7 separate regions of the Mus musculus genome follow, and regions 2, 3, 4, 5, 6 and 7 are each linked to region 1. The links are chromatin loops, found by intact Hi-C in ENCODE. Cell type or tissue: heart. All regions are shown on one strand. Region 1 holds the start of Cdip1 (cell death inducing Trp53 target 1). Region 2 overlaps Nmral1 (NmrA-like family domain containing 1). Region 3 holds the start of Hmox2 (heme oxygenase 2). Region 4 holds the start of Tfap4 (transcription factor AP4). Region 5 overlaps Dnaja3 (DnaJ heat shock protein family (Hsp40) member A3). Region 6 overlaps Mgrn1 (mahogunin, ring finger 1). Region 7 holds the start of Coro7 (coronin 7).

The links. Hi-C counts contacts between places; a loop is a spot of excess contacts. Peaks named below come from ENCODE experiments on the same cell type or tissue, not always from the same donor. Only the 100,000 strongest peaks of a DNase experiment are listed, where the experiment ranks them.
Region 2: a loop joins it to region 1, with 2.3 times the contacts of the local background. A loop is called at or near these places in 16 of 42 quality-filtered maps.
Region 3: it touches region 1 in a loop (3-fold over the local background); 15 of 42 quality-filtered maps call a loop at or near these places.
Region 4: a loop joins it to region 1, with 2.9 times the contacts of the local background. A loop is called at or near these places in 2 of 42 quality-filtered maps.
Region 5: a loop joins it to region 1, with 2.8 times the contacts of the local background. A loop is called at or near these places in 18 of 42 quality-filtered maps.
Region 6: a loop joins it to region 1, with 2.0 times the contacts of the local background. A loop is called at or near these places in 2 of 42 quality-filtered maps.
Region 7: a loop joins it to region 1, with 2.4 times the contacts of the local background. A loop is called at or near these places in 14 of 42 quality-filtered maps.

What each region holds. Positions count from the first base shown.
Region 1 is chr16:4,787,976-4,791,975 of GRCm38, reverse strand. It overlaps Cdip1 (cell death inducing Trp53 target 1), which reads left to right and starts at 2,035. Exons shown (of 6, transcript NM_025670.5): 1 at 2,035-2,145. In heart, a CTCF peak has its summit at 452 (motif pointing right); DNase peaks (open chromatin) are centred at 1,695 and 1,785; H3K4me3 peaks cover 2,784 bases; H3K27ac peaks cover 1,916 bases.
Region 2 is chr16:4,708,733-4,712,732 of GRCm38, reverse strand. Nmral1 (NmrA-like family domain containing 1) reads left to right here. Exons shown (of 5, transcript NM_001290761.1): 5 at 1,130-1,416. The coding sequence ends at 1,309. Among named protein-coding and RNA genes, the nearest start is that of Nmral1, 8.6 kb to the left of the region's middle. In heart, a CTCF peak has its summit at 2,403 (motif pointing right); no DNase peak of the experiment used is centred here.
Region 3 is chr16:4,723,925-4,727,924 of GRCm38, reverse strand. Hmox2 (heme oxygenase 2) reads right to left here and starts at 1,564. Exons shown (of 6, transcript NM_001136066.2): 1 at 1,454-1,564. In heart, no CTCF peak of the experiment used is centred here; a DNase peak (open chromatin) is centred at 1,574; H3K4me3 peaks cover 1,982 bases; H3K27ac peaks cover 1,488 bases.
Region 4 is chr16:4,558,555-4,562,554 of GRCm38, reverse strand. It overlaps Tfap4 (transcription factor AP4), which reads left to right and starts at 2,835. Exons shown (of 7, transcript NM_031182.2): 1 at 2,835-3,127. The coding sequence starts at 3,039. In heart, CTCF peaks have their summits at 1,581, 1,804 (motif pointing left) and 2,681; DNase peaks (open chromatin) are centred at 1,934, 2,194, 2,684, 3,864 and 1 weaker place; H3K4me3 peaks cover 2,636 bases; H3K27ac peaks cover 2,533 bases.
Region 5 is chr16:4,687,575-4,691,574 of GRCm38, reverse strand. Dnaja3 (DnaJ heat shock protein family (Hsp40) member A3) reads right to left here. Exons shown (of 11, transcript NM_001135112.1): 3 at 1,511-1,594. Among named protein-coding and RNA genes, the nearest start is that of Dnaja3, 5.5 kb to the right of the region's middle. In heart, CTCF peaks have their summits at 786 (motif pointing left) and 2,063 (motif pointing left); no DNase peak of the experiment used is centred here.
Region 6 is chr16:4,911,532-4,915,531 of GRCm38, reverse strand. Mgrn1 (mahogunin, ring finger 1) reads right to left here. Exons shown (of 17, transcript NM_029657.4): 5 at 1,725-1,842. Among named protein-coding and RNA genes, the nearest start is that of Nudt16l1, 26 kb to the left of the region's middle. In heart, CTCF peaks have their summits at 1,620 (motif pointing right) and 2,475; DNase peaks (open chromatin) are centred at 1,631 and 2,341; H3K4me3 peaks cover 670 bases; H3K27ac peaks cover 1,262 bases.
Region 7 is chr16:4,677,971-4,681,970 of GRCm38, reverse strand. It overlaps Coro7 (coronin 7), which reads left to right and starts at 2,251. Exons shown (of 28, transcript NM_030205.4): 1 at 2,251-2,419. The coding sequence starts at 2,360. In heart, no CTCF peak of the experiment used is centred here; DNase peaks (open chromatin) are centred at 2,180 and 2,730; H3K4me3 peaks cover 1,634 bases; H3K27ac peaks cover 1,545 bases.

The DNA of each region.
Region 1 (4,000 bases):
ACAGAGACACAAAAACACAGGAACAAACCTTCACAAGACAGCCTTCAAGCAGTCACAAATTCAGACAACAGAGGACGGAAGGCACAAGAAGCATGAAGTACAGAATTAAAACCTAAACTTGTGGAGCTAGAGAACTGGCTCAGGAATTGCTGCTCTTCCAGCGGTCCTGAGTTCAATTCCCAGCAACCACATGATGGCTAACAACCATCTGTAATGTGATCTAATGCTCTCTTCTGGCATGCAGGTGTACATGCAGATAGAGAACTTATACATAAAATAAATGAAAAAACAAAAACAAAAAACTCTGAGCTTGTTCTTGATTGAAGGACTCAAAGGGGAAGTGCTTTTATTTCTTTAATGTTACACTGATGATTACTGGTAATTCCAAGTTAATCATTAACGGGTATAATTCACACAAAGGACATCAAATCTAGTTTTACTTAGAAACACTAGATGGCACTTCAACTCTACCCTTAGGGCCATTTTAAACAACAAAACCACTAACACTATACATGCAATATTTTGTTAACAGGTTGCTCTTAATTAACCTCAGTTAACAATGCACAGGATCCATATGTCCATGAATAAACGTGAAAATACAAGTATTGATTTTGGAATAATATGTTACTGGTCAGATGAAATGTGCAGTACAAAACCCGTGACCAATGAAACTCAGTTGTAGTTCTAATGCTTAAAACTCCTCAAATTGTGATGTCTCCCTGCCTGTAATCCCAGCACTTGACAGACTGAGCGGTAGGAGGATGGTTGTGAGCCTGAAAGACTCAGAGGAACACCCTGCCTAAACATACAAAAGGATCCGTGAGATGGCTCATGGGTCTTTGCCATTTTGGAAGACCTGAGTGAGAACCAAAGCCCACATGCTGGAAGGAGGCCTGACTCCTGAAAGTTGCCCTTTGACATACATGCGTGCCTCACACACACACAAATACAAAAGAAAAAGAAGAGAGCTTTAGTTTCCATGTGCAATAAATCCAAACTTCATTGATGACCTTGGTGCTGTCTTCCAGTCTTCACCTTGCTGGCCAAAGTGCCTTTCAAAAGTTCATCTATACCAGTCTTCTTTCTTTTCTTTCTTTTTTTTTTTGTTTTTGTTTTTTTTTGTTGTTGTTGTTGTTTGTTTTTTGGAGACAGAGTTCTCTGTATAGCCCTGGCTGTCCTGGAACTCACTCTGTAGACCAGGCTGGCCTCGAACTAAGAAACCTGCCTGCCTCTGCCTCCCGAGGGCTGGGATTAAAGGCGTGCGCCACGACTGCCAGTCTCTTTCTTTACTTCACACCTCATCCCAACATAGCCTTTCCTACCTTCCCTACTCAGAGGCAACACTCTAATTCTGTTGGGACATCCTGTTGCTTTCCTTTGAGATGCTGGTCATTTTGTGGCTTATTTGTGTATTGTCTGTCAGAGTGGAATCTGTGTGAGGGCAGGGACAGCTGGTGTGGTTCACAGCTTCATGAAAGCCCAGGCAGCTTAGGGCAAGGGTGGTAGCTCTCCCTCAACTCTTGGGGTGCGCAGCACGCCTGGCTGGCTGGCCTGAGGGAGCGCTAGCACCACCATCTTTCTTTCGAGCCTTTCCCCCCCCCATCATAAAGGCCTGGGGAACTACCACTCGTTCGTCTCCCACCCGCAACGGGCCTCCACTGACGTCATCCAAGCTCATTGCGTGAGGCGCGAAGCCCCGCCCTAAGGCGAGAGGCCAGGAGGTTGGGCCTTTCTCCACAGCCTTGCGGTTCCCTCTGGACAGCTACGGGGCTGAGGCAGCCTTTCCTGCGGCAGCGCTTGGCCGGTGAGGGGCTGGAACTGACGGTGAGTCACCTCTGAGACTTCCAAGCGGCTTCCGAAGGGACCCCTCTCACACGCCGAGGCGGGGGCTAGGCTTCGAAACCCTCCGCCCGCGTGACCTAGCCCGCCGAGCTCCGCCCTCACCCGCCGCGCGGTGGGTGCCGGGAGCTGTAGGCTCCCGCCTCAGGGAATGCTGCGGGTGCGCCGAAAGACTACAAATTCCAGGGTCCTCTCGGTGCGGGGGCGGTGAGTGCTGCGAGTCCTCTGGTAGAGGGGCTCCTCGGAGCAGCGGGCCGGACCACTGCAGATCTCTGTCCCTCTGGCCTCAGGCTTCTGGATTTCGAGGTAAACGGGCCTGGGTTGTCGTGGTGGAGTCCGTTCCCTCCGAAACGCCACGCAAAATCAGGGCAGTTGATTTCGGCGTGGCTGCAGCTGCGGGGCTGCGAGGGCTAGCATTCCAGGGCCCCGAGCGAACTGGGCCTGCAGACAGGGGATATCAGCCAGAGAAGGGCCAGCCCACTCGGGTGATTATCACGCCTTTCTACTTTTCTGTAAGCGACGGCTGTACGAGCCATTTTCCTCGGGGTATGGAGGGTTGAGGAACGGCGATCGGTCGGGGAGGATCCCTGAGGTAAGCCTCAGAGACCCGCGGGTGACCTTGGCGGTCCTGGAGGAGGCCGTCTCGCCCTCTTTCCCCCGCCGGTTTGCAGGTCTAGACTTGGCTCTACGTGGCGCTCCGGCAGGACGTTAGGAAGGCGAGGGGCTGGCGAAGCCCCAAGCCATCCAGGACCTTGGAGAAGGTGGGTCTCCTGGGACCTCTCAACAGGTGTCAAGGAAGATGGAGTGATCAGGATAGGATCCTCTGTATCAGAAAGACCTGGACTTTCCCCATTCCCCAGGATCTGATTTGAGTATTTATGGGGTAAGGCCCAGAAATCTGCATTTAGTAAGCTCTCCAGAAATTCTCATGCACACTTGGAACTGAGAATCTGTGTCTTGGGAGTAAGGATCAGGGACTTTGGGGAGAGGGCATGCAGTAGTTTTTATATCAGTTTTGTAGTGTACTCCAAACAGGGCATTTTCTGGGCAAATAGGACTGCTCTTTCTGGTCCTTAGCTTGTTGGTGCTGACCAGAGTTGGGTGGGAAGAAAGAGGTGAACATGTCTGCTCTTCTTGCTCTCTGCTCATAATAAGAAAGATATTTTTGGTCACTCACTATCTCAAAGACCTCCTCTACCTTGACATTAGTTAGGAAAAATTCAAAGCATACAAAAACCGTTGAACTTTACAGTGCACACCTATGGACTACCACCTAGAATGTACAATTAATATCTTTATTGGGTACTTATCCTTCAGTCTTTTATTTTCATGCCAAAGTACATGCAGATAATAGTATATTTCCATTCCTAGTAAAGCTTACATATTATTAACTAGACTTAGAAATCTTGTTGCTTATTGATTTTTTTTTTCCCCTTGGCTATTTGAAAATCAGTCTGCCTCCCAGTCCTGACGATCCAAAGGGTTTTGGAGGGTTTCTATAGGATGTGTTTTTAGAACCAGGAAAGACCTTTACATGGATGTTGAGAAGGTAGCTGACCAGAAGAAAGAGGGAATGTGTAAAGAACACTTCAGGGGACAAAACTGTTTTGAGAGAGAGAAAATGGAATGTGTCCCAGAGGCCTGGTTGTCCCAGCAGATTATGCTGGCAATAATTAAAGTGAGTTGTCTGCTTGTTCAGTCCTTGGCCTTGTTCTCTTGGCTCTTTTGTATGTTTCAAGCTTGCCCATTTTGAACCTACTGGTGCCATGGATGTTTTTTAAGCTTTAGAACAGGGTTGAAGTGCACAGTTGGTGACCTCATAGTTACAGCTTTGAGTCCCACAGGCCTTTGTAATTGGCTCCATAGCTATGAACACCAGTCTGTCACACACTCTCTTCATTTGAAAGGGAGAAGAGACTGGCTCTGTGAAACTCTCTGTCTTGTAAGTAAAAGATCTTCTAGTGAGACATAGCATGTATGGAGTTCTCCAGAGTTCTTGGTCTTTCCTGGGGTGGGTGTTGGAAGTGTGGATGAGAGGTTTCTTGTCCTGTGAGAGAACTTAGAAGTAGATTGTACACAATAGAAATGGACTCATTTCTGGGAGGCACTGTGTCTTGTAGGAGAGGCTGCAGGGTAGGTATCCCACTACAGAGGCTATAGC
Region 2 (4,000 bases), 79 kb after region 1:
AGTTTCCAGGAAGAAGGAGTCAGTTAAGTGAAATCTAAGAGTCTGCCAAGCCCCTCTGTAGGACGGGTGTCAAAGGGACAATGGGAGAGACAAGTCTGGTCTCTTTCTGCTGACCTCACAATTCTTGTCCAGGCCTCCAGATACACTGTTTTTAATATTTCTCCTTCTTATGAATCTAAAGCCTGTTCATTAAAAACATCCTGGGAAATGCTGAGTCAAGACATCTACGTCACCCACAAATCTCTCACACGGACCCAAGCAGAACATCAGCGGGAAGTGGGGTCTGGGGAGCCGATCCTGGGCTTCAGAGCCTGGTTCCAGCCCCAGAGCTAGCCCAGGAGCCTGGACACATTCCATGACCTGTCTCTTACCTATAGAACAGGTATACTAATAGTATCCACTTTCAAGGGTTGCTGTGAGAATTAAATATAATAATAGACAAAGCTTCCTTAATGGTTTTTTCAAGACAGAGTTTCTCTATATAGCCCTGGCTATCCTGGAACCCAATGGGTAGACCAGGCTGGCCTCTAACTCAGAGATCCACCTGCCTCTGCCTCCCAAGTGCTGGGATTAAAGGCGTGCATCACCAGAGTCTTTTAAAACTGTTTTGTGTATGTGCCGCTAGCCTGGTCTACAGAGTTAAGTTACAAGACAGCCATCTGGGGTGAGAGGCAAATGAATAAATAAAGTGCACTAAGTGGCCATGCAGCCTTAAAGAGAGGCGGGACTAAGCTATGAAGACGGAGCGCCTGAGGAGCACAAAAGGCTAGATTGGGTTTGGGAGGAAAATAGGAATAGTGTCGGCTTTTGAACAAGAAAGTGATACTGTTGATTTCTGCTCTGAAAGGCAGGATGGATGGCTTTCATCCCATGACCTTAAAGAGTAAGTAGTCTTTGAACTGATGGGTGCCAGGTAGCAGTGAGAGCTCTGGTTTCCATACTTCTGGCTTTCTAGTTGCAAGTGTTCGTTTGGCCTTACGGCAAGGACTTGAGTTAGTGGCTTTAGGGCCAATGTAGTTTTGGGTGATACCTAGCCCACCCTGGCTTTCTAGGACTCTGGAGGAAGCCAGTCTTCCTGGCATCACCAAGGCTGTAGAGGAGACAGACATGGTGGATTCTCTGTTTCCAGACAACTCCTGAGGATTACGAGAAACTTGGTTTCCAGGGGGCTCAAGACTTGGCCAACATGTTCCGTTTCTACACCCTGAAACCTGATCGGAACATTCATCTGACCCTGCGACTCAACCCCAAAGCCCAGACACTGGACCAGTGGCTGGAGCAGCACAAAGGGGACTTTGCACAGCTGTGATCTTGAAGCATTTGTAGGGACAACAAGCACAACAAACACTCTTTCTTGTATACAGTTCTGTGTTTGGGTTTTTTTTCCCTCCCAAATAAAACCATTGTTATCACAAATGGTTTCCCAAAAGAAAAGGCCTCTGTCTGTGGGAAGTGAGCTGGAGGGGCAGCTGCATGAAAATGGGCCCTGAGACCACACAAACAAAACCAACAAAACTGGAATAGGAGGCGCAGGCTTACTTGGTGTGTTTAAAGTCATGAAGTACTTACTCGACTCTCAACCCTGAGCATTGTGCATGCACTGGGAGGCAACACCCCTGAGTGTTTGACACCCCTGAATACCCCCAGGCAGGCAGGACCACAGGCACTGAGGCCACCTGTGCATTCACTCTAAATTGTTGACGGAAGACTAACTGTAGTAGGTAGGCCTAACACTACTTGTATTCTAGCGCTAAGTGCTGGCCTCCAAGATTTGGAGTCTGCAAGGAGCTTCTGGGAACCTGCCTTCAGTTAATTCTGACTGGTAAATAAAGATGCCAGCAGCCAATAGCTGCGAAGAAGAGAGAGGTGGGGTTTAGGTGTCTGGGCTTGGGACTCTGAGGAAGGAGAAGAGAGGAGCCATGCCTTAGGAGGGTGTGCAGGAGGGAAGGAGGGAGAAACCAGAGCCATCACATAAAGGAGCCAAGAGAATGCGGCCCAGAGGGCTGCTCAGTTGGGTCAAGAGCAGCCAAGATGGACACAGAAACTAGTAAGTAGTAACTCGGAGTTCTGGGTGGGAGGTGATTGCAGCAGCGTGGAGGTTAGGCCCTGCTACTGTGCTGCTTGAGGCGGATTAAAATTGAACAAACAAAGATGTGGCAGAGCCATGGACTTGAGGTAATGGTGCCTGTGGCTAAGACTTGCACGATAGGTCAACTTAGCTCTAAGCTTTTCAGAGGGAGTAACAAAGGCCCAGAAAACCCAAGTCACTTGCTGAGATTTCATGATACCTCTGTGAACTTCAACCTGTGTATGGGTTTGTTTTTTGGTTGTTTTTTTTAAAGATTTATTTATTTTTTGTATGTGAGTACACTATCGCTGTCTTCAGACACACCAGAAGAGGGCATCAGATCTGTGGTTGCTGGGAATTGAGCTCAGGACCTCTGGAAGAACAGTCAGTGCTCTTAACCACTGAGCCATCTCTCCAGCCCCTGGGTTTTTCTAACCATTAGCACACTATCTTTTTGCTGTCCATTCCTAACATCAGACTCCTCTAGCAGGGAAAGGAACAGTGGTTCCATCAGGTTCATCTACCATGGACTCTTGGCTGAGGAACGATTTACTGTGTCATACCCTAAAATATGGGATAAACAGACTAAAGCTATGCTGTCTACCTTGAGGAAACTTTTGTCCTTTGTGTGTGTGTGTGTGTGTGTGTGTGTGTGTGTGTGTGTATAGCTGTGGCTGCCCTGGAACTTGCCCTGTAGGCCAGGATGTCCTTGAACTCTGAGAACTGCCTGCCTCTCTCCACAGTGCTGGTACTAAAGGTGTGCTCCACGACCATCCAGCTGAGGGAGTTATTTAGTAGGAAAGCCACAACAATATATATAGAGATATTAAAGACCTCAAGGTGCAAAGAACAGATGGAAATAAATAGCAGGTGCCTGGTATGATGGGTTAGGGCTGTGCATGAAATTAAGATGTAGAGTATGAATGCACAAGACCCCAGGTTTCATCCCCAGCGCACGCGCGCGCGCGCGCGCGCACACACACACACACACACACACACACACACACACACACAAAAGAAAAGAAAAACTTAGAAATTAAGGGAGAAAACCAATCGATCGACCAGTGAAGAGGACAGGAAGCAATAACGATGCTGAAATCTGAGGGCAGGCAGGAGCTGTCTCAGAGGAATAGAGGGAAAATGCAATAAGAAGTGAGGACTTCTGAACCCACTAGGTCAGGAAGACGCAGCAGGTTGTCTTAATGCCAGCATCACCTAACCCTGGCAAAAGCCTGCCAAAATCAAGGTCCAGAGTGGACGCCACCGCTCCTCACCAGCATGTGGTGTAGCCCTGGCTGTCCTTGAAATCAGAGATCCACTTGCCTCTGCTGTTCAAGGGCTAGGATTAAAGGCATGCACTGCCGCCCCGGCTGCTTGATCATTTTCAAGTACGTTGCACCCCAATTCCAGCTTAGATGTCACAAAGAAGTCTAAGATCAAATACCTCAAGAGCTATGTGTAGAAATGAATGCAAACTACGTCTGGAGATAAGCCTTCCTTCTCTAGATGCCACGTGACCAAGGCCTCACCATGGTAATTAGTCCCAGCCAACAGACCCACGTTCCTTTCCCAAGCCTCCTCCCAGCCCGGGACCTATGCCTTCCTGAGAAAAGTGTCTATCCTCACTGCAGTTGCATCCTGTGTCTGTGTATTACCTTGTCCATTCTGTAGACATTTTATTAAAAAGAAATGTTGGTAAGTGTTCCAGGTAACATTACCCGAGTCTTTTTTACTCATCAGCTTTCCCCTAATCTCTTCCCCACTCAGCCCAATGAATCATGCTCATCTCAAAGCCTAATGGCTCTCCTAGGAGCCCGGGCTAGTTAAAAATACAAGAAGCGGAACCACATGTACTTTTTAATATGCAGCTTTGGTATATAGCCCTGGCTGGTCTGAAATTTGCTATGTCAACCTGGCTAGCCTCAAGCTCAC
Region 3 (4,000 bases), 64 kb after region 1:
TTCAAAGAAACTAAAAACATTGACAAAACAGCATGATGTACCCACCTTAATCCCAGCACAGAGGAGGCAGAGGCAGTGGGATCTCTGTGAGTTGAGGCCTGTCTATAGAGAAAGTTTAAAGACAGGACTAAATAATTTTGAGAGAGCCTGACTCAAAGGGGGGAAAAAAAGATTTAGGCTGGGCACTATAGTGCAAGCTCATCATAATCCTAACAGTTAGGAGCCTGAGGATCTCAAATTCAGTTAGTGCACACTACATGGCAAGATTTCCTTCTCAAAACACAAAACACTGGGTAGGGTTGTGGGCTCAGTAGTAAAATACATGCTCATCTTGTTCAAACTGCACCGCCAAAAAAAACTTTCTTAATAATTATGTATTAAATGACATTTATAATAACTATTATAAACTGAAGCACTATACCAGAAATAGGAACGCACAAAACCTTCTACATGACTAGACTGTTTAAGGCCAGTATGACCACTTAAACAAAACCATTTCTAATCTCTAATCCACTTCTGAAAAAATCACAGGATGTCTATGCATAACTAAGATCTTCAGTGCTGTTATCTCGCCTGTGGAATGTTCGTGGATTTACTTCACGAGTCTCTTAATATTCTCACTTTATAGGTAGTAAAACACTCAAGGATTTAGAAAGGACTGGAGAGCAAGCGCTCTCCCTCAACTGGACAGTATATGATATTTCTGTCTTTCGGGAACACTCCCTTCTCTAGTTGAGTTTGCGGTGCCCACAATTGAACACAGGCCACAACTGGTCCTTCAGAACCAATTTAAACGGCATGACACAAGACAGTCCTTGTGCAAGCAGTGTGCAAGGCGGTCCAGGCAGTTCTTACAGAGCAATTAAGTCACCTGGAGCTCTGTGCTTTGGTGGTGACAGGTGACCTCCTGGGCCAGACCAACCGGCTACATCTACGACTGAGTCCTCCCAGTCTTGCACTCAGAACCACAGGTCACTCATCAAGTCCCCACAGGGATTCTAAGGGATCTTGCCACCGAGGGGAGCCACTGAAGGCTGGCCAACAAGGCCGCCACGCCCCGGGCTCCTCCGGGACCTCAGGTAGGCTCATGTGCTGCGCTGCTGCACTAACTTCGACCCCGGAGTCACCTCAAGAGCATTCGTGACGCTGGGAGGGGCTATGCCCCACGGGAACACCAGAGGACTCTTGGGGATGGAGCTCAAAGCCGTCTAGAGCGCGACGTCCGCGGTTTCGGGCTCATTTGACGCTCAAGGCCCGCTCGGTGGCCCCTCTCCGACCCCCAGTCTCCCGCTCGCTCGCTCGCCCGCCTCAGCCCGCTTCCGGCCACCCCCCGCCCGACGTCCCCTCAGGCTGAGGACGAGTCGCGGGGGGACAGCGGAGCAGAGCTTCGAAGAAGGCCGCCGCCATGCAAGGACCCGGGAGGGGAGGACGGGGCACAGAGCGGACCACTCACCGTCAGTGGCTCCGCAGGTCAGTCAGTCTCCGCGTCTGCGACTCTCTCTGTACCTTCGCAGCCGAGAGGGCGAGCGCCAGGACGGTAGGACGTGCGCACGCAGCGAGGGGCGGAGTCACCAGGCCACGCCCCCAGGCGCACGGCAGCTAGCGGGAGGCTCTTGGGCGAGCCGACACTGCCTTCTGAGAAAGCTTCGGGAGTGGGGAGTAGTAATGTTAACCGGAGAGGAAGGAAGCGTGTCAGCCAAAGCCAACTGCTTGTTGATCGAGAGTGGGGGCTCAAGCCTGGAATCCCAGCACTCGGTGGGGGACAGGGGTGGGGTTGAGGCTGGAGAATTCAAGAGCAACCTGGAGAATTCAAGAGCAACCTGGGCTACAGTGTGAGCATTTGTCAGTGCTCAAACAAAAACACAAAAGGGTTGGGAATGTAACTTGTTGGGGAAGAATTAATAGATTCTTTTTGGGGGGGCGGGGTGTTTCGAGACAGGGTTTCTCTGTATAGCCCTGGCTGTCCTGGAACTCACTCTGTAGACCAGGCTGGCCTCGAACTTAGAAATTCGCCTGCCTCTGCCTCCCAAGTGCTGGGGTTATTAAATGCATGCACCACCACTCACTGCCCAGCACTTAATTACTTTTTTAACTATTAAAGTTTTGGTTTGGTTTTGTGCTGGAGATGGAATTCTAGATTTTGAGTAAGCTCTCTTACTGAGTTATGCTGAGGGACATTTCTGTGCACTCTGTATTCTGTCTGATTCCTGTACCCAGAGGTCCAGCTCCAGTCTCGACTTTAGTATGACTCAGTATTTTATAAAATATTATTCTCTATCACCTCCTGATTGGTTAAATAAAGAGCTTAATAGCCTATGGCTGGGCAGGAGAGGATATGGCAGGACTTCTGAGGCCAGAGACAGAGAGAGCATCTCAGGTGGGAGAGAAGGGAGACAGGAATCCGAACAGGAATGAAGGAGGAGGAGCCAGAGCAAGCCTGAGAAGGCAGGAAAGGTCCACATGGCTGGGAAGTAGGCCAGCATACTTGGTTAGAATAGCTTAGAGTCTGCCTGGCTCTGCGCCTCACCTTTATAATAAATATAAAGGTCTCCGTGTCATTAAGCAAGGAGGACATAGAAAAGTTCCTTACTTTTGCAGAGTTATGTCTCCCCAACCCAACAAATGTTCTCTTTCTACCTCTCTATTATTCAGGTGCACGATGCACCCACAAGCTAGGAAGATTTCCACACTAGAAGCTTTAACCAAATTTGCAGAATCTTTTCCTACTCAACACTATTCACAAAAAAAACAACAAGTTCTGGAAGCAGCCTAGATAATCTAATTGATGACCAAAGTATGAAGGCAGTTTCTGCATGAGCAGGACCAGGGTGTTGGATTTTATTGGGACAGAGTTACAAGAAAGTAGTTTATGTAAGCTCTCCTCAGAGCCTTCTTTTCTGTGTTGTTGTTGTTGTTGTTGTTGTTGTTGTTGAAAGAGGACACACTACTAGGGATTGAATCCAGGATCTCCAGCATGCTAGACAAGAACTCTCCACTGTGCTATATTATCAGAGCTTTTCATGGTGAACATTTCCAAAAACCAGAGTACCACCTCTTTTCTTACCTAATTTATTCATTGCTAGATCTGTCCTGGCACCAATGGGTGTCCTAATATCATAACGATTTAAGGTCCTTCAGTCCCTATGGCTTCCTTTTGTTTTGTTTTTCTAGACAGGATCTCAATATGTAGCTCTGGCTGTCCTGAAACTCTGCAGACCAGGCTGGCCTCAAACTCAGAAGTCTGCCTGCCTCTGCCAAGTGCTGGGATTAAAGGCATGCGCCACCACTGCCAGCTCAGTAGGGCTTTTTAACAAAGTAGAGGCAGTCAGGTGTTCTCCTGGGGGTAGGTGTGATCATTAGGGCACTTGATGGGTGCCAGTTGGAAGCAAGATAGATTAAAGAGACCCATCTCTTATTGAGGCACTATACAGGTGTTGGACTCTGGTAAAGTCAATGGCTGTTAAAACCACTGTTAGTGATTTTAACACTAACACTTAGCTAAAGGCAAGCACTCCTTCTAATGTTTGTGGTTCTAAAAGTAAGCAAAGATGTTCAGGACGGTCCAGTGTGACTCTTCATTTGATGGCTGCCTTAGACTCTTTCTTGCTGCCTACCTGTCTTTAAGGAAAGGACTGTCATCCAAATGGCTGTTCTTCTGCCAGAACCAGACATCTGGAACACCCCACAGACACCTCAAGAACCAGACATCTGGGACACCCCACAGACACCTCAAGAACCAGACATCTGGGACACCCCACAGACACCTCAAGAACCAGACATCTGGGACACCCCACAGACACCTCAAGAACGCTAACTGATGATCACAGATGATCATATGGGCTCCCGAAGGCTGGTTCAAACAGTTTGTATTGGACCTTTTGATTTCACGAGTCTCAGTGAATTCAAGATGACCTTACAAAGATGTGCACCTAGGCTAAAAGAGAAGCTCTTTTCCTCGTGGCCTCGCAGAAGGATGGAGATCAGTGCTAAGAGGCAAGGT
Region 4 (4,000 bases), 230 kb after region 1:
ACACATACATAGGCAGTAAAGGTTCTTTTGCCAAGATGAGGTTTTGAGAATTAACCAAAGTTAACCAATCAGATGAGAGAGAACGCCTCTCCTAGGCCTATATAAGCAGCACCAGTTCTGGGCTTGGGGTCACTTTGCCTCTGCAATCAAGCTCTCCCAATAAACATGTGTGGAAGGATCCTGTTGCAGCGTCGTTCTTCCTGGCCAGTTGGGCGCACGCAAGACCCTATTATAAAGCTGTGTGAGGGGGGCTAGTGAGATGGCTCAGTGGATAGGAACACCAGACTGCTCTTCCGAAGGTCCAGAGTTCAAATCCCAGCAAACCACATGGTGGCTCACAGCCATCCTTAACGAGATCTGACTCCCTTTTCTGGAGTGTCTTAAGATAGCTACAGTGTACTTACATATAATCAATAAATAAATCTTTTTAAAAAAGCTGTGTGAGGCTGTGTGTGGTAGGATTTAAAAATCTCTGGTGGTACACACCTAATACCCCAGCACTTGGGAGGAGGTGTTTGAGGCCAGCCTGGGGTACAGGAGACTCTTATCTCAAAAAACAAAAACCAAGGGCTGCAGAGATGGTTCAGCATCCAGCACTGGCTGCTCTTCCAGAGGAGCTGGGTTCAATTTCCAGCACCAACATGGTGCTCACAACCATCTTTAACTCCAGTCCTAGGGGATCAGATGCCCTCTTCAGATGCCTTAGAGAGCACCAGGTTTATACCTGATGTACAGAGACACCCACAGGTGAAACAATCATACACACACATACACACATCTGTGCAGTGGTGGCTCCTTTAATTCCAGAGGAAGCAGGGGGTGGGGGGAGGAATCTCAGTGAGTTCTGTGACAGTCAGGGCTATATAGTGAAACCCAGTCTGGGGGTGGAGGTGGGGTGAAATTGCCTTTTTTCATATTCTTTACTTCCTTTAAACTTTTAAAAATTAATTTCTAAGTATGTATGTATGTATGCTAAAGTGCACATGCCAAGGTCAGGAGAGAATTTGTGGAAGCTGGTTCTCTCTTTATACCACGGGGATTCTGGGAATAAAAACCAGGTCATCAGGCTTGCAGGCCAACATCTTTACCTATAAAGCCATTTCACCTGCCTTCCTGATTTTTTCTTCTCCCATTTCTTTGTCTTTTTTTTTTTTTTTTTTTTCCCCGAGACAGGGTTTCTCTGTATAGCCCTGGCTGTCCTGGAACTCACTTTGTAGACCAGGCTGGCCTCGAACTCAGTAATCCACCTGCCTCTGCCTCCCAAGTGCTGGGATTAAAGGCATGCGCTACCACCGCCTTGCTTCTTTGTCTTTTTTAGAGGCACGATCGTATCTTCGATCTCCAAGCGCTAGAATTCTGGATTACAGGTGTGCAACTGCACAGCCCAGCCGGCTAGGAAGTGCTGCTTTTCAAGTTACGTGTCCCTGGGATTAGATGCTAATTGATCTGGCATCTACAGTTAGAGATCAGGTTGGTAATATTGAACAATGTTTTCTAATAATACCCAACAATTGTTATAAATAGAAGTATTTCAACTAAGAGGCTCGATTTGGGTGGAACCTTGGAAGGCAGCGAATGGGTCTGGGAAAGGCGCTGAGCTGGAGCGAGGACATTCCGAGGCAGGCGTGGGCTTCCTGAGCCTGGGGCCAAGCCCTCCAGGAGTCTGGGGAGGGCCGGGACCGGAAGGTGGGGGCGTGTCAGAGGACGGAAGCTCACCCCTAAAACGTCCCCTCCCTTGCCCCAGACCACCACTCCCCCCCCATTGTAGAGCGCGCCCTCTGGCGGTGGAGCAAGTTTTATCCCGCCTTCCCCATGAATGAGAAGCTGCAGCCCGCTGCGCGCGAAGTCGGAAAGTAAGGTAGTGAAAGAGGCAAGACAGGACCTGGCAGCCACCACCAGACCTCTAATGGATATTCGGACCGCGCTGGCAGCCTGCCTCAGGGCCGCTGCTGTTCTGGCTTGCCTCCGCCCTTCCCTTCCTTCCCACTTGCTCTCTCTTCCTATGGCAGCCCCAAACATCCGAGGTACCTTGCGCACCTGCCTGTACCCTTCGCAATCTAATTTCCTAGCACCAGTCAGAGTTTGGGCCAGGCAGCCACCTGGGTAAAGACGGAGGGAGGAGGCTGGCGGGTGGTCAGAGTCAGCCCCAAGTTACTTGTGGGAAACAGTGGCTATGACGCAAGTTTCCAGGGGGCCCGGGTCGGCTCGAAAGGGAGCGCGCCAGAGTGGCTCTGCTCCGCTCCGTGCAGTGGCAATTATGAAAATGCAAAAGCCTGAAGCACACACCCAAAAGAGCCTTCCCTTTGCTGCTGCAGCCCCGCCCAGCGCGTCCTCCAGGATAGCGGTGCGCAAAGACCCCGCACTGGGCAGTCCTCACCGGACCCTGGACTGCACAGACTGGGATCCCGTGCGGTGGGGCTGGCCTTTTTTTTTTTTTTTTTTTTTTTTTTTTTCTTTTTAGCTACGCTTGCCAACCTGTCAGCTGATGGACCTCATCACCCATAGTGGCGCATGTAGCTGGGCCGCTGTTCACTCCATTCACATCGTGTCCCCCCACAGCCAGCTGTCGACCCCTGATTCCTGATCCCAGGGTTAAGTCTGCAGACCCATGTAGTAGTCGGTCCCAAGGAGCTTGCGCCCTTCTCGCCCCAGCATCCAGTCGCCCTGGGGGGGGCGCTGCAAATAGTCCTTTGTTTACATGCAATTCCTTACTCCGCGGAAGGAGGCCGGGGAGTGCTGAGTTTTCACCAGCTGTTTCCCGCCTTGAAACAGACATCTGATCAGCTGCAAACACACACACACACACACACACACACACACACACACATACACACGCCCGGGGAGGCAGGCTGGAGAGACCTCCCGCCCGCCCCTCCCGCCCGCCTCCCTCCCCTCGCCGCTGCTGCTGCTGCCGCCAGCATCTGGGACCGGCCGATTCTGCACCTCCGTCCGGCGCTGCCCTTTGATTCGGATTTCCATCTTGCATTCTCCGGCTGACCGCGAGACCTGGCTCGTGCACAGGAGGGGGGCCTATCGCTATGGAGTATTTCATGGTGCCCACTCAGAAGGTGCCCTCTTTGCAACATTTCAGGAAAACAGAGAAAGAAGTGATAGGAGGGCTCTGTAGGTGTGTACTGCTCCTCCCCCCAACCCCTTCTTCCCATTGCAGCCCCCGGCCAGCCCGCCCGGGCGGGTGCGCGTGTGCGCACGCATGGCTCGCGCCTCCGAGCTCGCTCGCCTTTCTTAGCTACTGGGTCCGCTGCAGTCTCTGGAACCCTGCTTGCGTTGCCTAGGGACCCTCTTCCCTTGGAACGTGGGGACCCCGAGAGGTTCTGTCCACTTTTGTCCGCTGCAGGCGGGCGAGTCGCGACGTTTGTAAATTGCAAACAGACCCACGTGGTGCTGCAGCAGTCCCGGCCATGCTTGCTGCTGGTGGCTTTCACCCAGCGCTTCCTCCTCCCCCCGCCAGCTTTGGCTTCCTTCCTTTTCCTTGCTTACTCGCGCTTTCTGGGAACCCTCTTCTAAGGAGGTCGTTTTGGGGGGGGCCCGGAGTGTGCGAGAGGACAGCTACAATGCTGCCATGCCGCGGTTCCAGGCTGCGGGGAGGGGGGGCGGGGAGCCGGGTGGTGTGAACGTTTGCAGAGAACAGGGCTGCAGCAGGGTTGGGGGCGTGCTCGCTCGAGGTTGCGAGGCGTACGTGGACCTTTAGTGGCCATGCTTCAAGCAGGGAAGTTGCGGTCCCCCACACGTTGGCAGTCACTAGTCGCACGTTCTCCGCCCGCGCTCGGGTGCTGTTTACTAGCGAGGCCTGGACGTGACTCTGCAGCCCTCTTGGAGTAGGCGGGCCTCTGCGCGCACGACCTCACGGGAGCTGTAGTTCTCTATGCCGGGTCGGTGCTGCATTGTGGGACTTGTAGGCGCTTCGGGGCCACGCTTTACTTGCACAAAGCTCGGCCGTAACCAACTAGGTGGGCTAAGCAGGCCAGGTGGGGAGGCCTTT
Region 5 (4,000 bases), 100 kb after region 1:
AGAGCAAGTTCCAGGACACCAGAGAAACCCTGTCTCAGAAAGAGAAAAAAAAGCCAGAAGACGGCACTGGATCCCTTGAAACTGGAGGTATAGATGGTTATAAGTTACCAATTGGGTGCTGGGAATTGAACCTGGGTCCTCTAGAATGCTTGTAACATTGTAATGAGTCATCTCTCCAGTCCCTCAGCAGCTGATCTTATGATCCAATTAATAAATCTCTGATTGCCTATATCCTATAGGTTCTACTTCTCGAGAAAGCTCTAGCACAGATTAGCTATGGCTGACAGGTAATAAAACCTTCGTACTTACTGAACTATGACTCTACATGTTGCTATCTAGGCCCTTGAACACATAAACACATGCAGAACCCATTGGGGATAGTCAACTCCAAGAGGAATGCTATGGTAATTTGAATGAAAATGGCCCCCACAGACTCACAGGGAGTGACACTATTAGAAGGTGTGGGTTTATTGGAGGAAGTGTGTCACTAAGAGTGAGTTTTGGGATTTCAGAAGCCAGCCCCAGTGTTGCTTTCTCTTCCTGCTGTCTGCTGATCCAGATGCAGAACGCAAAGCTACCCTTCTAGCACCATGAAAAAAAACTTGCTGTGGCCATGGTCTCTCTTCACAGAACTAAAACCCTAACTACGGGGCTGCAGAGATGGCTTACTGGTTAAAAGCACTGACTGCTCTTCCAGAGGTCGTAAGGTCAATTCTCAGCAACTACATGGTGGCTCACAACCATCTGTAATGGGATCTGATGCCCTCTTCTGGAGTGTCTGAGGAGAGCGACAGTGAACCCATAAACATAACATTAAATAAATAAATAAATAAATAAAACAGAAACAAGAACAACAACAACAAAACCCTAGCTAAGACACAGGGTCATTCTCCAATAATTCTGTAACTGGTCAATGGTTCTCTCACAGATATTTGGTTTCTTCCTATGTGCTTTACGGTCTATTTTTACAATTGCTAACTTAAGTCATCAAATAAGGACTGATTTGATCAGTCTAACTGGGATTTCCCGAGATCAGCTATCAATATGAATTACCTGAGTATATTTATTGATCAGATGAACCTTGCTCTTGTTTTGTTTTGTATGAAGGCAGACTATATAGCCCTGCTTAGCCTTAAACTTACAGAAATTCTCTTGCCCTCAGCCTCACCAGTGCTAAATTACATATATGCCACCACTTCGGGTCTCTTTTCTTTTTTAAAAATTACACCTATTCCTTTTGTGTACATATGTGAGTGTTCAAATGCTATGGAACTCAGCAGGGGTCAGAGGACGATTTATGGAAGTTGCTGAGGATTGAACTTGTCATCAGGCTTGGCAGCAGATAGATCGCACCAGCCTGTTTTCTTCATTTAGAGTCTAAGTTAGCAGAACTAGCAGGGACACAGCACCACCCTGGACTGTATGATATGCCAAGCTATCTTGTGCAGTGCAGACTCTGATGTGTGCACAGAGCTGAATGGCCAGTGAATGAACCCACAAGTCACATTACCTCATAAGCTTCTGCCAGCTGGGAAAACTTCTCCTTGGCTTTGGGATCATCCTTATTTGTGTCTGGATGATATTTCTTGGCAAGCTAAGGGGAAAAAAAGTAAATTACTATAGATATGGATAGTCACTAAAACAGAACCCAAATACTTGCTACAATTATGTCTCTTTATAACAGCTGTCTCTCTTAAGATAGCAACAAAAATTTTTTTTTTTTTTTTTTGGTTTTTCGAGACAGGGTTTCTCTGTATAGCTCTGGCTGTCCTGGAACTCACTCTATAGACCAGGCTGGCCTCGAACTCAGAAATCCACCTGCCTCTGCCTCCCAAGTGCTGGGATTAAAGGCGTGCGCCACCACGCCCGGCCAAGACAGCAACAAATTCTTAAAGCAAGATTTAAAATTTGAAAATAAATCATTCCTTCACAGATGTCTTAGGGGCCAGAGAGATGACTCAGCAGTTAAGAGCACTGGCTACTCTCCCAGAGGTCCTGAGTTCAATTCCCAGCAACCACAGGGTGACTCACAACCATCTGTAATGAGATCTGGTGCCATCTTCTGGCAAGCATGTACACATGCAGGCAGAACACTCCATACATAATAAATAAAACAATCTTTAGGAAACAAAGCATTTACTACTCTTGCAGAGGACCTGGATTCAGTTCCCAGCTCTGATGTGTTAGATCACAACTCTAAAACTCCAGTTCCTGGGGATTTGATGTCCTTTTCTGATCTCTGAAGGCACCAAGAATGCATGCAGTATATGTACATGAGACAAACATGCATGCACACAAACCAAAAATAAATATATGTTAAAAGTAATAAGTAGGGTCTGGTGAGATGGCTCAGCAGGTAAGACCACTGACTGCTCTTCCGAAGGTCCTGAGTTCAAATCCCAGCAACCACATGGTGGTTACCTGTAATGAGATCTGACACCCTCTTCTGGTGTGTCTACAGTGTACTTATGTATAGTAATAAATAAATCTTTGAGCCGGAGCAAGCAGAGGTCCTAAAATTTAATTCCCAACAACCACATGAAGGCTCACAACCATCTGTACAGCTACAGTGTACTCACATATATAAAAATAAATAAAGGGCTGGTGAGATGGCTCAGCAGGTAAGAGCACCCGACTGCTCTTCCAAAGGTCCTGAGTTCAAATCCCAGCAACCACATGGTGGCTCACAACCATCCGTAATGAGATCTGACTCCCTCTTCTGGTGTGTCTGAAGACAGCTACAGTGTACTTACATATAATAAATAAATAAATCTTTAAAAAAATAAATAAATAAAAATAAATAAATAAATCTTTTTTTAAAAAAGTAATAAGTAAATACTTGACTAGCCCTTTAGCATCCTGGTGCTCTGAACCTATGCAACAGGGAAGCAAATAACCTGCACAATTTTGGTTGGTTGGTTGGTTTGGTTTTACAAGTCAGGGTTTATGTAGCCCTGGCTGTCCTAGAATGAGCTCTGTAGACTAGTATGGTTTTTTGTTTTGGTTTGGTTTGGTTTTGAGACAAACTGGCCTTAAACTCACAGAGCTTCGCTTGCCTCTGTCTCCCAGTACTGGGATAAAAAGGCAGCACAACCACACCTGGCTTGCCTGCTGTGCAAGGTTTTGAAGAATTACGTAATAAACGTATGACAGTTACTGCTATAAAAAATAAAGAAATTAAGAATTAAGAAAGAATTATGAGGAGCTGGAGAGATGGCTCAGCAGTAAGAGCACTGACTGCTCTTCCAGAGCTCCTGAGTTCAATTCCCAGCAGCTACGTGGTGGCTCAAAAACATCCATAATGGGATCTGATGCCCTCTTCTGGTGTGTCTGAAGTCAGCTACAGTGTACCCCTATATATAAAATACATAATGATAAAACTGCTTTAAAAAAAAGAGTAATGATGTTTACCTATATAATTTCTATTTATTTATATATGTCATAATTGTGTGGACAGCATGGTGTACGTGTGAAATCAGTTCTCTCCTGACTTTAAATGGTTTTGGAGGAATTGAACTCAGGTCACTAGGCTTGATGTCAAATGCCTTTACCCACTGGGCCATCTTACCTGCCTCTTCTCTTCTTTCTTAAAACGTTAACAGATTGATATCACATTCATTGCCCACCAAAGGCACCCCAAACTCCATCTTTCCCAGATCATTCCATAGGCTCGGCTGCTTGTGACCTGCCTTAGCAGGCTATACATCAAGGCAGTAAGGACCAGACAACATCAGCACCAAGCTGGGTTGAAGAGATGGCTCAGTGGCTAAGAGCACATACCCCTTTCCCAAAAGACCTGAACTCAATTCTCAGCCATGTTAGATGGTTCACAGCTGCCTGTAACTATAGTCCCAAGGGGATCCCTTACCCCTGTCCTCTGTGAACATCTGCAGTCATGTGCATATTCCACAGATGCACAAATTTAAAAACTAAAACAAAAGCCAGGCATGGTGGCACATGCCTTTAATCCCAGCACTCGGGAGGCAGAGGCAGGCAGATT
Region 6 (4,000 bases), 120 kb before region 1:
CTACGATGGACCATTTAGTGTCTATCTCTTTATGCCTACCTTTTTCATTGAGCATGCTTTCCAAGTTCAGCCACAATTCCATTCCTTTTTTATGCTGCAGAGTTATTCTAGGTGGTGGGTAAGCCACATTGTATTTGCCTGTGTCTAAGTTGTTGATCAATGGGCAGTTTTAACATGAACACTGTGAACAGTGCTATCATCCAGTCTCCTGTTTTGGGTGAAATTTTATTATGTAATTGCTTGATGAAAAGCATCCAGTTTAGCCGGGTGTGGTGGCGCTCGTCTTTAATCCCAGCACTCAGAAGGCAGAGGCAGACGGATTTCTGAGTTCGGGGCCAGCCTGGTCTACAGAGTGAGTTCCAGGACAGCCAGGGCTATACAAAGAAACTCTGTCTTGAAAAACCAAAAAAAAAAGAAGAAGAAGAAGGAGGAGGAAGAAGAGGAGGAGGAGAAGGAAAGAAGAAAGAAGAATAGAGAAGAAGAGAGAAGAAAGAAGAAGAAAGAAAGAGAGAAAGAAAGAGAGAGAGGGAGAGAGAGAGAGAGAGAGAGAGAGAGAGAGAGAGAGAGAGAGAGAAAGCGTCCAGGTCAAGCCCCACCAGAGATGGAATGAGAGCAACAGTGAGCTACAGAGACCACTTGGTCCATGCTTCCCTTTCTAGGCCAGCAGCTGCCTTCTCCCAGATATGGTTCCATCCTCGCCCACCCCAAGACGGCAGCCTGGGATGGAACAGGTCCCAATCTCTCCACAAAAGCCTACTGTCCTGGAACCCCTGGCCCTCACCCTGCACCGGAGAGCAGAGCAGGACTCAGGGATTCACCTGATCCATACCTGTGGGCCATCCCAGGAAACACTCTCAGCTCCTGCTTGTTCCTGTCACAAAGCTTTACAGCCTACCCAGTCTCCAGAACCCTCTTGGTATCTCAGGGGAGCACACGCATTTCCATGTATTCTCACTAAGGAGTTACACAATTCCTTTTGTGTTTGGAAGCAGGATACAGGCAATAGAGGGGGTAGCAGCAGATGGCCATGTGGGCAGTCACAGCATCAGGTTGGGCAGGGACACTGGAACCACTGGAACCATCATCACCCAGGACAGCATTTCCCACAAATTGGGACATAAGAAAGCAAATGACCTTCCTGGGTTACTGCCTTGCTCTGAAATGTGGTCTTGTGTAAGCCTGCACCACTCAGAGAAGCCACTCCAGAATGCTCCTGCTGATGCTGATGTTGGCAGTTTGCTGCCCTCACAAGGTCATAAACTAAGACCAAGGAGAGCCTCTCATACAGGAACTGCTTGTTTAGGTGTTAGTCAGGTAAGCTAGCTACAAGAGCAGAGCTCCACCCACCCCCATGCAAGGCTGGAAGCAGACCAGCAGCAAGCCTGGGTGCACTGGGCTCTCTTGTGCTCCGAGCGGTCTCCAAGCATTCATTCTCTTCTCAGCTACACTCCGCATCCTGGAAGGAGGCAGCTGGGCTGGGTGAACTCCGCACAGAACCAGACAGAACCAGTGGCTGTGGTCCTGTCCTCCCCTCGCTCCATCGCATTCCCATTCTTGCAGAGCTCCCTCTGAGTAGCCCAGGAAAGTGACAGTGGAAGGGGAAACATTCCCACCACCAGAGGGAGCCAGAGGACGCTGCTTGTTTTTTTTATTTTCACATTATATGTGCGTGGGTGTTTGACCTGCAAGTACGTCTGTGCACCACTCGAGTTCCCCAGGGTTACCTCATCATCCTTCCACTCGGAGAAGTCAATCTTGAAAGAAGGCAGGGAGAACTGCTGGCTAACGCCTCTCTTGTAGTGGACGGTCTCAGATTGCAGAGAAGGGTTCTTACAGCTGTACCTGAGAGCAGCAAAGCAGCCACCTGACTCCTGTGGAGCCATGGGCCCCCCACCCAACCTCCCACCTCCTCTGGTACTCCTCTGAACTGGCAGCCATTTGTTCTATAGGGATTGAAAGCTTCAACCATCCCAGATAGAAACAGGAAGCAGCCAAGTGGCCTCCCTCCCACTGCCAGCTCTGCTCACCCGGAGGCTGCCCAGCCATACTAAGTGGCTATTTCTTCCAGGGCCCATGCCAGCCTGATATCTCTGCTGCCTTCTAGTTGGGAAGAACATGCCCACTAGGTGTTTGGTGCATTCGCTTTTTCTGAATGATCACAGTGCAGCACACCCTGTACCAACCCTTCTTCATAGCTGCTTGCTTCTCTTCTCAGGCATTTCCACATAGTGTGAGGCCTTCGCTTCAATGTGAGTCACGTTATGAAATGTCCTGCCCTCCTCCTGAGTATAATGTTTCCTGAACCTCCATGCTGGTGCACTGAAGCTTTGCTCTAGTGACTCAGAGACTAGCTTCCTTCCTGTCTTGCTAGTTCCCGCAATGCTTCAAAGACCAGCCTTCTCCTTATGCAAAAGCGCATCTCATACCTCAGGCTGACCACTAGGAAACGGAGAGCTGAGCTAGTATCCCCATTCATGAATACAAGCCATGGCCCTCGCTGTTCCCACCCTGACCCATGCTTACTGCCCCAGGGCTTCTCTGGGTCTCTAGGACAAAGGCCACACTCAGAGCCAGGGAAACTGGGTGACGTCCCTGCTGTCCTGACTGTCAGTGCCAGTGTGGGAGGGAGCCCCACAGGGAGGTCCAGCCTGGATGTGGTGAAAAGGCCAGCCCAAGACAGGAATCTCAGTACTCTAGCCTTTAATTATATGCTGTGGGACCCCAGAACCACAGAAAGTTAAGGGGGCAGGAAAGGAACAGGAGGGCTTCCTGTCCTGCAGCTCAGGACACAGAATTCCTGCTGGCTGTGTTGAGTCCCAAGCACAGCACCTCAGGCCTGGAGCCTCCTCTTTCTCTGACTTGGTGATCTGGTGATGGTGTCAGGCAAGCCAGTTAACTGGAAGGCAAACAGGCCTCACGCAGGTCTCAGAAAAACGTCTACCAGGACAGAATCTCTGAGAAGCCATGTTTAGCTGGCCATCTATCTAGCCCATCTGGTGGCAGCAGGACCCTGTTCTTACATATCTCATAGAACAAAACAGAACTGTTGATCTGGATGGGCTGGGGTGGGCGCCCACTGCACTGAGGTCCCGCCCACTGCACTGAGGTCCCGCCCACTGCACTGAGGTCCCGCCCACTGCACTGAGGTCCCGCCCACTGCACTGAGGCCCTCACCTCCTCTGGAGCAGCTCCAAAGCACCTGCCCAGAATCCAGGGCTCATCTGCTATGGTAGCTCCTCCCAGGACAACTCAGAAACAGGAGCTCTTCCCAACTGTCATCATACTGGAAGCCCAGAGAGGCTAGCACAGCACACGGGTCATACTGCCTGTAGCAGGTTGGTAGTTCACCCCAGGGCTTGTGCTGGCCACCTGGCTCCTCCCTACTGACAGCCATCACACACTGGAGCGCTGTTACATTACCTCAGGCCACAGTGGAACCTCTAAGAACCACGTGTGAGAAGTCATCATCTTCCTACTTGTGTAGCACCACTCAGGGAGTCAGTTGATGACCCAGTGCCCAGTCCTGAGTCTTACAGGAAAGCCTCGAGTTTTCTTAGCCAGCAGCTAGCTGTGAACAGCTATTCACACAAAGTACCCAAAGCAGCTGAACTCCCCAAATCTCATTGCCGGCTGAGGAAACTCTGGTATAAGACTTTACATACTCTGACCACATAAGCAGGCACAGAGCTGAACAGCACTCACAGTCCTCCTCACTCCCAATTTCACATCTGAGCTTCTCTAAGGCCTTCTCCGATGTCAGAAGGGCCCAGACATGCTCCTACCCATCTGTGCAGCCACTCAGGGCAGGGTTGGGTTTCTTGCTGAGGCAGCCCTGCTGAGATCATGCTGTGGTTGCAGGGTGCAAACCCCTAAAGTGTTAATACTCATATTTTAAAGAAAATCTCCTAAAGTTCAAAATCAGAATTGTGATATAACATAATACATAGTATTTGGTCTTTGCCCCAAGCTCCTGGCATCGAGCTCCCAATGGAGGCTGCAG
Region 7 (4,000 bases), 110 kb after region 1:
AAAAACAAAAACAAAAAAACAAAAAACAACAGCAACAACAAAAAGTTGGAGCTCCTACTGCTCAAATCTCAGGCTCTGTTGTACACGCTATAGCAATGTCATTAATCTTATAGTGCCCAGGCTAGTCTCAAACTTGTGGGCTCAAGCCAGCCTCCCACTCACTCTTGAAAATTTCTAAGAATACAGATAGGCACCACTGAGCCCTGCAAGAATCATTTTTATTGGAGCTAGAGAGAAGGATCAGCAGGTAAGAGCTCTTGCTGTGCTTCCAGAGAACCTACCTTTGATAGTCTACCATAAGGAAACTTTGTCATAAGTTTCTGCTGTTACTAGGAAACTTTCTAATGCCAAGACTGATTACATATTCTCTTATGTTCTGTGTCCCTGGAAATCAATCACTATAGAAGTCGGTAGAACTGTTTTGTATAGTTACCCACAATAAGCTTGGACCTGAACCAACCACCCAGCAGCACTTCCTGCACCTGCGTATGAGCTTTTATGGTATAAGCTGCCCCTGAGATGGACTCCAACATAAGAGAGCACCTGCACCAATATAAGAAACTATTTGGAGTAAGACTTCCATTTAGAGTAGGAGTCTAGTAAAGTTTAAGTTCCCAAGACCTCCTTAGGAACTGACATCCTACTTGGCAGAAAAAGACATCCTGGTTAGCAAGTAAAGACATGAATGTTAGACAAAGCCCATCCTGGTTGACAAGTTAGGACATGAATATTATTAGACAAGGCAAGTCCCCTGCCTGCCACAGTTGACTACCCCAACCAATGGGAGCAGGATAAGTGTACAACAAAGACATGTTCCTAAGGAAATCTTCCTGTCTTTAAATCCCGATTGATGAAATAACTTGGCACAAATGTTTGTAGATCTTGGGCTTAAAAGCCCTGTAGGATCTTAGTTCAGGGTAGTGGCTCAGTTCTGAAATCCTGACCATGGCCCTGGTCGACCAATCCTGGAGCATATGATCAATAAACCATCCTGGTCTGACCGAGATCAATGTCTGTGTGATTTGTGAGGCAATTCCTGGACCCCAACATTGTGTGCACACAGATGAGTAGGCAGGGATAGACAGGTGAACAAAAGTAAATGTCCCAGCAGTCAAGAGTACTTGTTTCTCCTTATTTTCGAAGAAGACCCAAGTCTGATTCCCAGCACCCATGTGGCAGTTTAAGACACTTCACAAGGCCAGGGGATCCAACAAGTCTAACCAAGAGCAAGCATAATTACCCACTGAGCCATTTTCCCAACCCTGCCTTCTTTCTCCCTTTTCTTTTCTTTTCTTTCTTTTTTCTTTTTCTTTTTTTTCTTTTTGGGCAGGTTCTCACTATATAGTCCCGAACTATGTAAACCAAGCTGACCTTGAACTTCTGATCTTCCTCCTGAATGCTGGGACTATAGGACTATGTCACTGTGCTGGGGATGGCACCCAGGGCTTCATACATGCCTGGCAAACACTCTACCAACTGAGCTACAATCCACAGCTAAAATCATTTTTAAGGGAAAATTGATGCTCACAGATATTGAGAATAAAGCTATATATCACTTGGTCATTATCATCATACACTCTAGTATGAAAAAAATTGCATTATAAAATGTGTATTTTTGGCTGGGCAGTGATGGTGCACATCTTTAGTCCCAGGACTTGGGAGGAAGAGGCAGGGGGATTTCTGAGTTTGAGGCCAGCCTGGTCTACAGAGTGAATTCTAGGACAGCCAGGACTACACAGAGAAACCCTGTCTCAAAATAAATAAATAAATAAATAAACAAAAATAAAATAAAATAAAAATAAAACTCAAAACAAAGGGGTAGAAAGGGAGGGAAGGGGAGACAAGAGGTGGGAGGGAGGGAGGGAGAGAGAGAGAGATTGAGAGAGAGAAAGATTGAGTCTCAGTGGTTCTTATCTTTTATGGGTCGCGGGGATTATTCCCAGTTTTAGTCTAGTTAATTCTGTCCTGCTATTTCTCAGGTCATTGTAAAACCTCAGGGACCAGTATTGCAAGTCTAATCCTGCAGCAATTGAAGTGTGGTTCCTTCGGTAGGACAGCTGCGGCTCACATGACCTCCGACCAGTGCAGTAGTCCCCCAGGCATCAGGGCGTGACTTCTCAGGTCGTCCTGGCCTCTGAAGAAGGCGGGGCTGAAGGCCGTCGCGCTGAAGAAGGGTGACGTGGGGGCGTGCCTAGGCAGGCCGCAGGAGCTTCCGATTGGTTGTCATCAATAAGGGCGTGGCACCAGGCTGCAGGCTGCTGAGGCGGCAGGCTGCAAGAGTCCAGGGCGGCTTCTCTTCATTCACCTAGTACCTGACGACCCTCGTTCTCCAGCCTGAGCTTGCTCTGTCCCAGCTGCCATGAGTCGCTTCAAGGTGTCCAAGTTTCGGCATATGGAGGCCCGGCCGTCCCGCCGAGAGGTGAGCCCGGCCAGTGGACCCCACTCCCTGGCTTCTGGTCCCGGAGGACTGCCATTCCCAGTGCCTGCCTGTGCAGTGCACACTCTGGGTTGTGAAGACCCTCACCCCACCTCGCCCCATCTGTCCACCCGGAACTTCTCCCTTTAGATGAACCCTAGAGTTCAGGCCGCCCCTTCACTGCTCAGAGGACAGAGTCCGGAGGTCTGATGACGCGCCCTAGTAGTTGGGTGATCCCGGAGGTCGGCCTGGCCGGTTCGCCTCCCCCTGTTACCCCAGGAGGCCTCGCAGCACTCCCAGACGCGAACAGGCCTCTGTTTCCGGTCGGCCTTGCTGGGAACCTGGCTGGGAAACTGTCGACGCCGGTCTCCCCCTTCCAGCAGTCTAGGATCACCCCTGCTCCGGGCCGGCCGGGCTGTGGGAGAGATGCATCTCTTTCTTGTGGTCTCAGTGAGAGGGAAGGTATCATCTGGAGAGGGAGCCCCTGGGGCCAGGCAGGCTTCCTCCCTCGAGTTTCTGCCACTCTTCCTTGTCTACTGGTGCAAGCTCTTCCTTTACTGGGGTGATGATACTAGCGGTTGTTGGGGCCTGGAGAAGCCTAGAGCAGGTGGATCCCAGATGGAGTGTCAAGAAGGACACTCCACTCGGTGAGGCACTGGCCTTTCTCCCCCTGTGTTATTTGGACCTCTAGTGTCCCAAAGCAAGTTAGGACAACCGTGCTCCATTTTCATTCTCTGGACAGTTAGCCTTTCTGTACCTATTGTGTGCTGCTCAGCTCTCTAAAACAGTGAACATTGTGACATTTCCCCTTCTCTGTGGAACTTAACAGCCTCTGGTCAGCAAGCACAATATAAATCCACTGAAGAATCAGAACACCCGGGGGTATGTGGTGGGCTGTGATGTAAAGAAGTGAAGTAGAGTTGAACGTAATAGTATTGTGGAGGACAGTGCCCAGGTGGGTGGATTTCAACAGAGGCCAGAAGGGTGAGAAGAAAAAAAGCCAGTAAAGAAAAAGAAAGTGGCCGGGCGGTGGTGGTGCAGGCCTTTAATCCTAGCACTTGGCAGGCAGATTTCTGAGTTCGAGGCCAGCCTGGTCTACAGAGTGAGTTCCAGGGCAGCCAGGGCTACACAGAGAATCCCTGACTCGAAAAACCAAAAAAAGAAAAAAGAAAAAAAGAAAGTGAACCCAGGGTGGACAGAGGCCATTAGCCAGGCAAAGCTGGTGACAGATGAGTTACAGGGCAGCCCTTCAGAGGAAGAAGTTGAGTTTTGTTATGAGTATAGTATGGCGCCATTGAAAGCTTGAGAGGAAGTACACAGTGCTTAGATTTGGATGCAGACTATTACTAAGAGTGCAGTAATGATTAGTGGACGGATCTGGAGAGACCTTCAGGGCTCTGTGGCTTCTCTCTGTATGGACCTCCTTCTAGTAAGTTAATCAGACAGGCCCACAGAACCGGGGGCCTCAGGAGTGCTTGTTACTGAGGCAAGAAGGATTGCAGATCTGTGCTTTGACACCAACAGAGGGAATGGGGTCCTTGATCTCAGTTGCAGGGCGAGCGCTCTTCTTTCCCATATGCGGGG